Linked DNA regions of Homo sapiens: region 1 is linked to region 2. Evidence: read pairs that join two places in POLR2A ChIA-PET (ENCODE). Cell type or tissue: endothelial cell of umbilical vein. All regions are shown on one strand. Links, peaks and the distances in the headings refer to the core of each region. The heading gives the core; the rest is flanking DNA.

Region 1 (5,339 bases), core at 899-3,398, 96 kb before region 2:
CAGTAGTATTCTCTGCATTATTTATGGCTACTAGGTTGTTACTGATTTTTTTGTTATTACTATGACAACTGCCACAGTTTTCTTCTTATATGTATATACCTTGGATACTTTTGCAAGTATAATCAAAGGTGGAATTCCCAGCAGTTCCATTCCTGGGTCAAGGGTATGTAGTTAAAATTATGATAAATGTTGTCAAATATCCTATAAAGTATGTTGAATGAATTCATGCTTTTCATCATGAGTATATATGCAATATTCATTTAGTATTATCAAATGAAAATTATCGAGTTTAAATTTGCCTACTGGATGGGTCAAGAGCGGTGTACCATTTTTGCTTTGGTTTGCATTTTTTAAAATCTCAAGTGAGGCTGAGAACCTTTTCATCACATGCATCCTCAATGTTGTAGGAAGTCTGGATGCTTAGGAGGGTACACCTGTGCTAAAATGTAACTTACTGCATATAAACTAAAGAGAAATAAAGCGAAAGAATAGGTTTGCCTACGATCACTCAGTGGTAAAGCTGGGGATCTAATGCTTTTTTCCAACATGGTGCATCTTTAAATATTAAAGATACAACTCCATCCCTCTCAAATATGTCAGTAATAAGGAACAACTAGTTAGTTTTACAATTATAACTATTTAGAACTGTTATTCAAAATATCTTCTGCACAGTTTCTTGCATTTCTTTAAATTCTATCGCTGACCAAAAAGTACTAAACAAATTAATAACAAAAGTGGCTAAAATTGTTAGTATCTAACGTCAATTTTTCATGTAATTTAGAATCAGCTGAAAAGAGGAGGGAAATTCTCCTAGTTTCACTTGTAATTAGAACCCTTGGGGTCTAGTGTCCCTTTGGAATGAAAGCATAACCCCTACTTGTCACCACGACGGCATTCCATGATATACTAATGAATCTCTCCTTGAACCCACTTATCTTCTGACCTTGATACATCTATTTTGATAAACCAAGTACCCCAGGAAATCATACTTACCTTGCATTCCTCATCCAGTAAATCTAGAATGCCTAGTTTTGATTCTATAAGATTAATACAAGGCTGATTATCATAAAAATCTATGAGTGTCCATGGAATTTGTTCCTTCATATATTCTTCTTGCTCCAATTTGAAGACATGCTGAAATGAAAAAGAAAAAAAGCAGTCATTACTGGATCATTGTAACAAAGAATGTAGTCAAGATGATACCAACATAATTTGAGATAATCTGTGGCTTTCAACAACAACAACCTCACGGGAGAAGCATGATTTACACACAGAGAAAGCAAATAAAACAACAGGAAAACCTCAGCTACGTAGGATTCTTGGTAAACAAGTAAATCTAGGTATATAAATATTTTAAATAGCTGATCAATGTAGCAATCTTTGTGATCTTTTGATTATGTATATTTTCAAAACTGCACTATGTACTTTTGGCTTCTTAAGTTATCGTAGAGTGCTGCTAACAACATGGGACACAGGAATGCCTTAGCTGGCATTTAACAACTATGTTGATGCCCTCCAGGCTACTGAATCATGCTGGGCAATGCTTTCAGCATAACAAAGTACTTCTCCTAAGGGACTGTGGTGCTGAAGTTCACGTGGCTCAGAATTAGTTAATGACTGGTCTTTCTCCTGACTGCCCTGATTATCTGTGATAGTCATGGAGTCTACGACTCACTTTTCTGGTTTCCACATTAAATTCTGTTAGCAACTGCAACTGCTAGTCCATTGCTATTTCCGATGAAGCCTTCAGCCACTGTCCTCACCATTGCTTCTCATCTCCATTCACATAAAAATATGTATTAACTGTCTACCATGTGCCAGTCACTGCACATGGGCAACAACACCGATGTGGATGTTGCCCTCATGGAGCTTGGAGACAAGTGGAAGAAGCGGACAGAAACCAAATAACCATAAGGAATATAATCACAAGCTGTAGTAGTATTACAAAGGAAAATAACGTGAACTATAAGAGCAAGAGTCCTCATCTAGTTTGGACACAGGCTGGTCAGGGGAGGCTTCCCTGAGGAGGGCTGTGTGATTTAGTCTCTAAAGATGAATGGCAGCCAAGCTAGTCCGGGTGGGAAGGGCAATCCAATCACTGCCACAGCTCCTGTTTCAGGGTGCTGCCCAGCCACTGCCCAGCCAATGCAGCTGACACCACCACTTCTAGTCTCTACAGATGCTAATGACTGCTACTCATTCTTGGGGAGTTTCTGCCTTCCTTTACTTATCTCTTTTGTCTCCTTTGGTTCTTTCACAAATCTTGCTATTTTTGTGGGAAGAAAAGACTTTCGTGGTGATGATCAAATGACCCATATTTTCTAGGACCCCATGCCCTGTGAAACTTACGTGCCACAAGATTTCCAATGCATACTCTCCTCATGTGTCTGGAACTTTCCCACTGTATTCTGTACTTATTGTAATGCCACTCTTGGCTCATTTGCAGTGTTTTTTTTTTCTTTTCTTTTTTTTTTTGAGACAGAGTCTTGCTCTGTCACCCAGGCTGGAGTGCAGTGGCACAGTCTGGGCTCACTGCAACCTCCACCTCCCGGGTTCAAGCGATTCTCCTGATTCAGCCTCCTGAGTAGCTGGGACTACAGGCGTGTGCCACCATGCCCAGCTAAATTTTTATATTTTTAGTAGAGACGGGGTTTCACCGTGTTAGCCAGGACAGTCTCGATCTCCTGACCTCATGATCTGCCTGTCTCGGCCTCCCAAAGTGCCGGAATTACAGGCGTGAGCCACCGCGCCTGGCCTCATTTACAGTGTTTACAGTCTAACGAGCTATTATAAGCTTTAACAAAAAACAGTCATCCATATGAATATTTATGTCATGCTAACAAGAAAGCAAATTTCTTCTGTTCTTTTGATTAATGAGAAGGCAAATAGGGCACCATATGTCAGCAGGACACCCTGACTGATGGTACGAGTATCTTCCAAAACAATGTGCTCTGTTTTTAAAAATTTCATTAATTTATATGTAGTCTCAATATTGACAATAGAAACACTGCTCTAGACATTAAATAGAGCATATTACTCACACACATCTCCATGTCTAGTTTGGAAAAGCTCCTGGGGTCTTTAAAATTTGGGATGCTCAACTGTCAAAGAATATGGGCATGAAGTTCAATATGGCAAGAGATTCTTGGTCAATATAGTAATGCCTTCAAACACTAAGCATGCCAACCACGGGATTTCTCATGCTGACTGCCCCCACCTACATCCCCAGATCAGGTAACAGCCCTATGCAATCAAGTTATTTATACTGTGAGACCCCACGTTCCTAGTCACAGCTGACTAAACCAGTGTGGGTACATGAGGGCAGTCTCCTGCTAGAGACCTCTGATGAAAAAATGAACAGTGTTAATCAGATTCTCTCTCTCAGGTATTTGAACTGGGAAACAAGAAAATAATGAGGCAATTAGTAGTGGGAGTTGAAACTGAAAGAAGCCAAAATGAATGGGAGATAAGCAAGTTAAGAGGACGAGCAGAGCATTCCAACCACTGCTGGGTTCACAGGAAGTTTAAAGTGAGTGAGAAAGGAGAAAGCTTGAGGTGGAGAAGATGTATACAGACTAGAAGGAAAGAACCTGACATTGGATAGGAAGAGGGGGCAGAGCAGTTGTGCAGAATCGAAGATGCAGAATGTAAGGGGGTATGTGAAGAGAGAAGGAGAAACAGGTGGATAGAGACAGACAGCAGGAAAGAGGAAGAGACGCAAGAGACCAAAACACACATGCAGACAGGAGGCCCTTGAAAAACAGACAAACTAGCCAGTTCCTAAAGAGGCTGGCATTGCTTCCTTACATTCCAGTCACTCTGTGTGGAAACACAATGGGAAAGAGTGAAAGGCTGTGGCATTAACTAAAGTATTAAGAAACTCAGGAACACCTTGAGAAACAATAATGCTCAGTTTAGTTTCTGATAAGTTTTTATTAATGTTCTTTATGCAGAGATGCAAATCATATTAGTAGTCATCTTATTATGGAAATAGTCATAAGCCTAAAGTTTTAAGATCACTTCTACATTATTTCACTGTGGTAAGAAGCTTAATTTGCTAAATAAAGATGGTTCAAGTTTTTTCAAAGTATATGGAATATTTAATCAAACAGTCTAAAAGGTTTTATAATGACAAGTAGCAATTCCTTGTCCCATCTCTCCCCAACCCCAATCTCGCTCCCTGGAGGCAACCATTTTTAATTCCCTTAGGTATTTCTTCTGATATTTACCTACATATTTCTAAAGAGTATGCTTATCAACTACCTTCTGATTTATCACTATGAAACACCTAGTGATTTCGTTATGACACAAACAAGGCTAAATTCACATACAACACCTCCTTCCCGCTCTTCCACTATTCTCCCTATATTACTATTTTTAGATCCTCTTTTGTTTTTTAACCAAATTTGTAACTTGCAGTGTCTTTAAACATCTGGTTTGTGTGCATCAACTACAAACCATACCACTTGACCTCTCTCTTTACAAGATGAGGATTTATTAAGGGTGTCTTTCCTGCCCTTGAGCTCTATCTTCTAATTCCTATGGGCATCTCATTTTAATATCCTCTTTCATCAACACTAAGAATCACTCCCACTCTTGCACTTAGAACTGTGCCTGGCACATTATGGACCCTTTACATATTCCAACTCATTTAATCCATAAAACCACACACAGAAGGTACTATTATTATCTCCATTTTACAGATGAGGAAGCTAAGGCCCAGGGAGGTCAACTAACTTGCCCAAGGTCTCCTAGATAACTGACACAGGGTAGGATTCCAACTCACACAGTTCACCTCTGGGCTCTGTGTCCTTCACTATTACAATCTGCTGCCCCTGATTTTTAAGCATCTCTGAATCTCCCAAAACCACAATACTCCTCTAAGATATTTAATATTACTACTTCACAAGAGCCACTCAAAATATTCACATTGCCATTGTCCCAGTGAATGTCCCAGACTGCTGAAAAGAGAATATGTAAAATTCTGCTTTTTAGTTCTGACATCTTGCTAATATAGCAAGTAAGCATTAAGATGGTCATGATTCCACATACAATAAACTTCAAAATAACAAACTGAAAGATATCCTTGGGCTTAAAGCTTCATACTCCCAAGCAATTACCTAACACACTGCCTGCTTCTCTCAATCTATTTGTCCCAAATTTTCGTTATTATCAGACTGCAATCCAAGGATAACCTTGAATACCACCTGGCCCATAAAACATTTTTCTAATGTTGTACCATTCATTAATCGTCAGTTCTAAGTTCCATATAATAATTTTAATTCACAACTTCATTCCAGGGATAAGCTTTTAAACAAAGACTAGGAATTCAAGAGAAT
Region 2 (5,339 bases), core at 1,020-3,519:
GTATTACACTTTCTCCTTTGTTGCTTCACTAAAGGCAAAGAGGAGTGCGGCCAATTCTAAAGGCCAAGGGTGTACACCTGCCTGACCACATCATGCCCACTGGAATCATCAAAGGCTTACAACTGAGGCTCTATAGAAGATTCCCACGAGGACACACCCATGTCATAGGCACACGGGTGAAGGAAACACTCAGAGCTAGAAATGTCAGCATAAGGGATATGGGCTTTCTTAAGAAAAGAATGAGTATTTGTGTTATGTACAAATGCTTCTTAAATATCTTTTTAGAAGACTCTGTGATACAAGTTTTACGTTGATACTAAAAATTTGGAAGCTTTCAAAGAGGAGAAATAGGTCATACGACACAAAATTATTTCCTGGGGGATGTATGGAACACTGTGCTAAAATGGGTACTAGGGCCGAAGCAGCAGCTCACTCTTGTAATGCCAACACTCTGGGAGGCCAGGGTGGGAGGATCGCATGAGTCCAGGAGTTCGAGACCAGCCTGGGCAACATAGGGAAACCTTGTTTCTACAAAAAATAAAAAAGTTAGCTGCACATGATGACACACACCCGTAGTTCCAGCTACTCAGGGGGCTGAGGTGGGAGGATTGCTTGAGGACAGGAGGTCAAGACTGCAGTGAGCCATGATCACACCACTGAACTCCAGCCTGGGCAACAGAGCAGACCCTGTCCCAAAAATTAAAAAAAAATTAAAAATAAGGGCCGGGTATGGTGGCTCACAACTATAATCGCAACACTTTGGGAGGCCGAGGCAAGTAGATCACCTGAGGTCAGGAGTTCAAGACCAGCTTGGACCACATGGTGAAACCCCGTCTCTGCTAAAAATATAAAAATTAGCCGAGCATGGTGACAGGTGCCTATAATCCCAGCTACTCAGGAGGCTGAGGCAGGAGAATCACTGGAACCCAGGAGGCAGGGGTTGCAGTGAGCCAAGATCATGCCACTGCACTCCAGCCTAGATGACAGAACGAGACTCTGTCTCAAAAAAAAAAAAAAAAAAGTTTTACACTATGACATTTCCTGGTTTCAATTTTGCATTATCCTTGGCTGACTAAGGAAACCAGCATACTTGTACGGCCGGCGTTCCTGATGCCCCTCACTCACTACCCTCAATCCCTACCCCACATTCCCAGACAGCTTTATTTCAGTCTGCTGAGATGACCTATCCACCAAGAGCCCATTCTTTGGGCTCCAGCAGTACCTGACAATAGCAACATAAACACTAAGATGAAAGCTTTCTAATTCTGGGTGAGGCCTCTGATTATCTCTCATTTCAATGGCCATGTATTTGTGAATTCTTAACTTCTACATAGTACTTCTGTAGCAAAAAGTTCCTTTACTTTATTGAACTTTACTAAATTATCTAGGGTGAAAAAAAAACCCATAAGGGGTTGAAAGAATTATGGATGAGGTGAATGCTTTTGTTGCATAGTATTCACCAGGACTCAAAAGACAGAGAAGGATTAAAAAAAAAAAAAGACAGAGAAGCTTATTTTTGTAATCTTTCCTGTGAGTTTTCATTCTGAGCCATTTGTAAATATATGTAGCTGATGTCTGTAAATAATGAATTCTTGGAAACCACATTTTAATGTGGAGGGCTGTAAAGCAGTTCATATTTCCCCAAAAGAGCTATAATTGGGGTCTGCATTTCTGAAGCATATGCAGCACATTAGTTGTACACATGATCAAATACATTCTATAAAGCAAATATGTGAACTCTAAAGCAATTACAAATATCAAAATTCTGCTGCTGGTGCTAGTCCCTAGACCTAGGCTTTAAAACAACAAAATTAATTATACAAGAACTCTACCATAAAGTACATAGAAAGGCATACTCTGACATAACACACATTTGATCAGAAATGTCTATGTTTACCTTAAACATATGAGTGAAATAATAAAATGGTTGTGATTTGCCTTAAAATCTTTCAGAAGAAGAAAATGTTGGGAAAAAGAAGAAATGAAGCAAATGTGCAGAAGGCTGTTATTTGTTGAAGCTGCGGGCTTGGGGGGATTTGTTTTACTCTTCTCCTTACTTTGTGAATGTTTCAAAAACTTTTCAAAATAAAAAGTTTAAAAAGCTAAACTAAAAAGTATAAATGACACTTAATAACAAATAATATTTAACAATTTCTCTTTCTTAAAACGCAAAACTCTCTGGGGAAAGATGAGATAAATCAGTAACAACTGCCCATGGGAGGAGGCATTATAGCAAGATTTCCACAGCAAGCAGTTGTCAATAGCATAACTAAATTTAGAACCTTAACTTATCTTCTACATGGCGTGTACATGCACCATTAGACCAAAGTGTAAAAGTAAAACTGCAGAGAATGAAGATAAACCTTCCTTATACCACATAGAAAAATTAACTCAAAATGGACCAAAGACCTAAATGTTAAGAGCTAAAACTGTAAGACTCTTAGAAGAAAATACAGGAGGAAAACTTCATGATACTGAATTTGGCACTGATTTCTTGGAGCTGACACCAGGAGCACAGGCAATAAAAGAAAAAGGTAAATAAATTTAAAACCTCTCTGCATCGGCTGGGCGCGGTGGCTCATGCCTGTAATCCCAGCACTTTGGGAGGCCGGGGCGGGCGGATCACGAGGTCAGGAGATCAAGACCATCCTGATTAACACAGTGAAACCCCGTCTCTACTAAAAATACAAAAAATTAGCCGGGCGTGGTGGCACGCACCTGTAGTCCCAGCTACTCGGGAGGCGGAGGCAGGAGAACTGCTTGAACCCAGGAGGCAGAGGTTGCAGTGAGCCAAGATCGTGCCAGGGCACTCCAGCCTGGTGACAGAGCAAGACTTTGTCTAAAAAAAAAAAAAAAAACCAACCTCTGTGCATCAAAGGGCACAATCAACAGAGTGAAAAGGAAACCCACATAATGAAAGGAAATATTTGCAAATCATATATCTGATAAAAGATTCATACCCAGAATATATAAAGAATTCTACAACTCAGCTGTGCATGGTGGCTCACACCTGTAACCTCAGCACTTTGGGAGGCCAAGGCAGGAGGACTGCTTGAGCCCAGGAGTTCAAGACTAGCCTAGGCAACATAGTGAGACCTGTCTCTAAGTAAATTTAAAACAAAAATAAAAGAATTCTACAGCTGAACAGCAACAATGATGAACAACCTGATTTTAAAATGAGCAAAGACTTTGAATAGACGTTTCTCCAAACAAGATACACAAATGGCCAATAGGCACATGAAAAGATGCTGAACATCATTAATCATTAGGGAAATGCAAATCAAGCCTACAATGAGATACCATTTCACTCCTATTAGAATACCTACTATCAAAAAACTAGAAAATAACAAGAGTTGGACAGGATGTGGAGAAATTAGAACGATTGTGCCCTGGAGAAATTAGAACCTCTGCACCCTGGTAATGTAAAATGGTGCAGCCAGTACGGAAAACAGTATGGTGGTTCCTCAAAAAATTAAATATATAATTCCTATATAACCGAGGAATCCCACTTCTGGTTATATATCCAAAAGATTTGAAAGCAAGGTCTCAAAGAGATGCTTGTACACCCATGTTCACAGCAGCATTCTTCACAATAGCCAAAGGATGGAAGCAACCCATGTCCATCAATGGATGAATAGATTAAACAAAAATGTGGTGTATTTACTCAAAAGAATATTATTTGGCCTCAAAAGAGAAGGAAATTCTGAAAGATGTCACGACATGGATGAACCTTGAGGAAATTCTGAAAGATGTCACGACATGGATGAACCTTGAGGACATTACGCCATATGAAATAAGCCAGTCATGAAAAGACAAATACTATATGATTCCACTTATATAGGGTACCTAGAGTAGTCAGATTCATAGGGAGAGAAAGTAGAATAATGGTTGCCAGGGACTAGAGGGAGTGGGGAATAGGGAGTTATTGTTTAATGGGTACAGGGATATAGTTTTGCAAGATGAAGAGTTTTAGAGATTGGTTGTACAACAATATGTTGTTGTTGTTGTTGTTGTTTGAGACAGGGTCTCATTCTGTTGCCGAGGCTGGAGTGCAGTGGTGTGATGATCACAGCTCACTGCAACCTCAAACTCCTGGGCTCAAGCAATCCTCCCACCTCAGCCTCCCAAGTAGCTATAACTAGAGGTGCAGCCACCACATCCAGCTAATTTTTTTATTTTTTGTATAGACGGGGTCTCACTATGTTACCTAAGCTGGTCTTGAACTCCTGCGCTCAAGGGATCCTCCTGCCCCAGCCTCTCAAAGTGCTGGGATTATAGGTGTGAGCACCATGCCTGGCCTGGTTGTACAACAATATGAATGTACTTAACATTACTGACCTGTACACTTACACATGGTTAAGATGGTTAACTTACGTTATGTGTATTTTACAATTTAATTTTTTTAAATTTAAGTATACATTTACATTCTAAATATTTATTAAACGCCCAACCATCCAGCTGTTTCAAAAAAGGCACATCTCCAAAGATGACCTACGATGATAACTACATTGGGCCTTGGCTGTTGGATTATTCCTACCAAGTTGAATTAAGAGGGACTTAAGTAACTCATTAATTAGAACTTCATTACTAAGGTACTGAAGGATTTCATTGCATAGAAAATTAATGCATGTGGGGGTCTACAATTTTTAGTAGGGTTCTGATGTTTTCTATTAATATTTTGTTTTTATAGAGTCTTTAAAAAATAAGAAAACCCCACATTTCCACCTACATCATAATATCTAGTCACAATGACACTGTACCAACTCTAGATAATTAAAGCCAGCTTTTGCTCAGAGATCCCCGCCAGGGTTACCTCCTGAAAAGCAAGTAATGAACACTAAGCCATGTATTTTTTATTGGATTCTCTAAAGTAACATGAGTCAGGCTCCAAGTGTCAGAAGATCTGTCTCATGCTAACAAAAACAAAGATATTTACTGTTTAATCCCCTTTTATCCAAGTACATCAATGTTCTTGGCAAACATTAATCAAACGGAAATTAAGGCATATCCTCAGGATATATGAAGGCATTGGGCTTTCAAAAACTCATACACGAAGCATCTAGATCCAACTACTAATTTACAAAGCAACACATTGAACTACACCATGGCAACATAATTAGCAAAAACTGGACTGCGGGAAACTATGCAGGAAAAATGATCCAGTTTTTTCAACAAAATAAATTTCAAGGAAAAAAGAAAAGAAAAAGAGATAGAGTACGAACCTATAGCTTGAGACTTACAATAAGTGTCAACCAGTTGCAATACCTGAACCTTGATTAGAACAAAGTAGACAAAAAGAATATGACATTTATGAGACAATAGGAAATGCAAACACTGGC

Evidence for each region. Peaks named below come from ENCODE experiments on the same cell type or tissue, not always from the same donor. Only the 100,000 strongest peaks of a DNase experiment are listed, where the experiment ranks them.
Region 1: POLR2A ChIA-PET joins it to region 2 with 7 read pairs; 2 of 35 experiments call an interaction of 5 or more read pairs at or near these places.

Annotation. Positions count from the first base shown.
Region 1 is chr15:52,390,937-52,396,275 of GRCh38, forward strand. It overlaps MYO5A (myosin VA), which reads right to left. Exons shown (of 42, transcript NM_001382347.1): 12 at 994-1,134. Among named protein-coding and RNA genes, the nearest start is that of MYO5C, 98 kb to the left of the region's middle. RefSeq lists an enhancer at 1,144-1,820. In endothelial cell of umbilical vein, for the core only: no CTCF peak of the experiment used is centred there; no DNase peak of the experiment used is centred there.
Region 2 is chr15:52,486,721-52,492,059 of GRCh38, forward strand. All of the region lies in intron 1 of MYO5A (myosin VA), which reads right to left. Among named protein-coding and RNA genes, the nearest start is that of MYO5A, 39 kb to the right of the region's middle. In endothelial cell of umbilical vein, for the core only: no CTCF peak of the experiment used is centred there; no DNase peak of the experiment used is centred there; H3K27ac peaks cover 283 bases.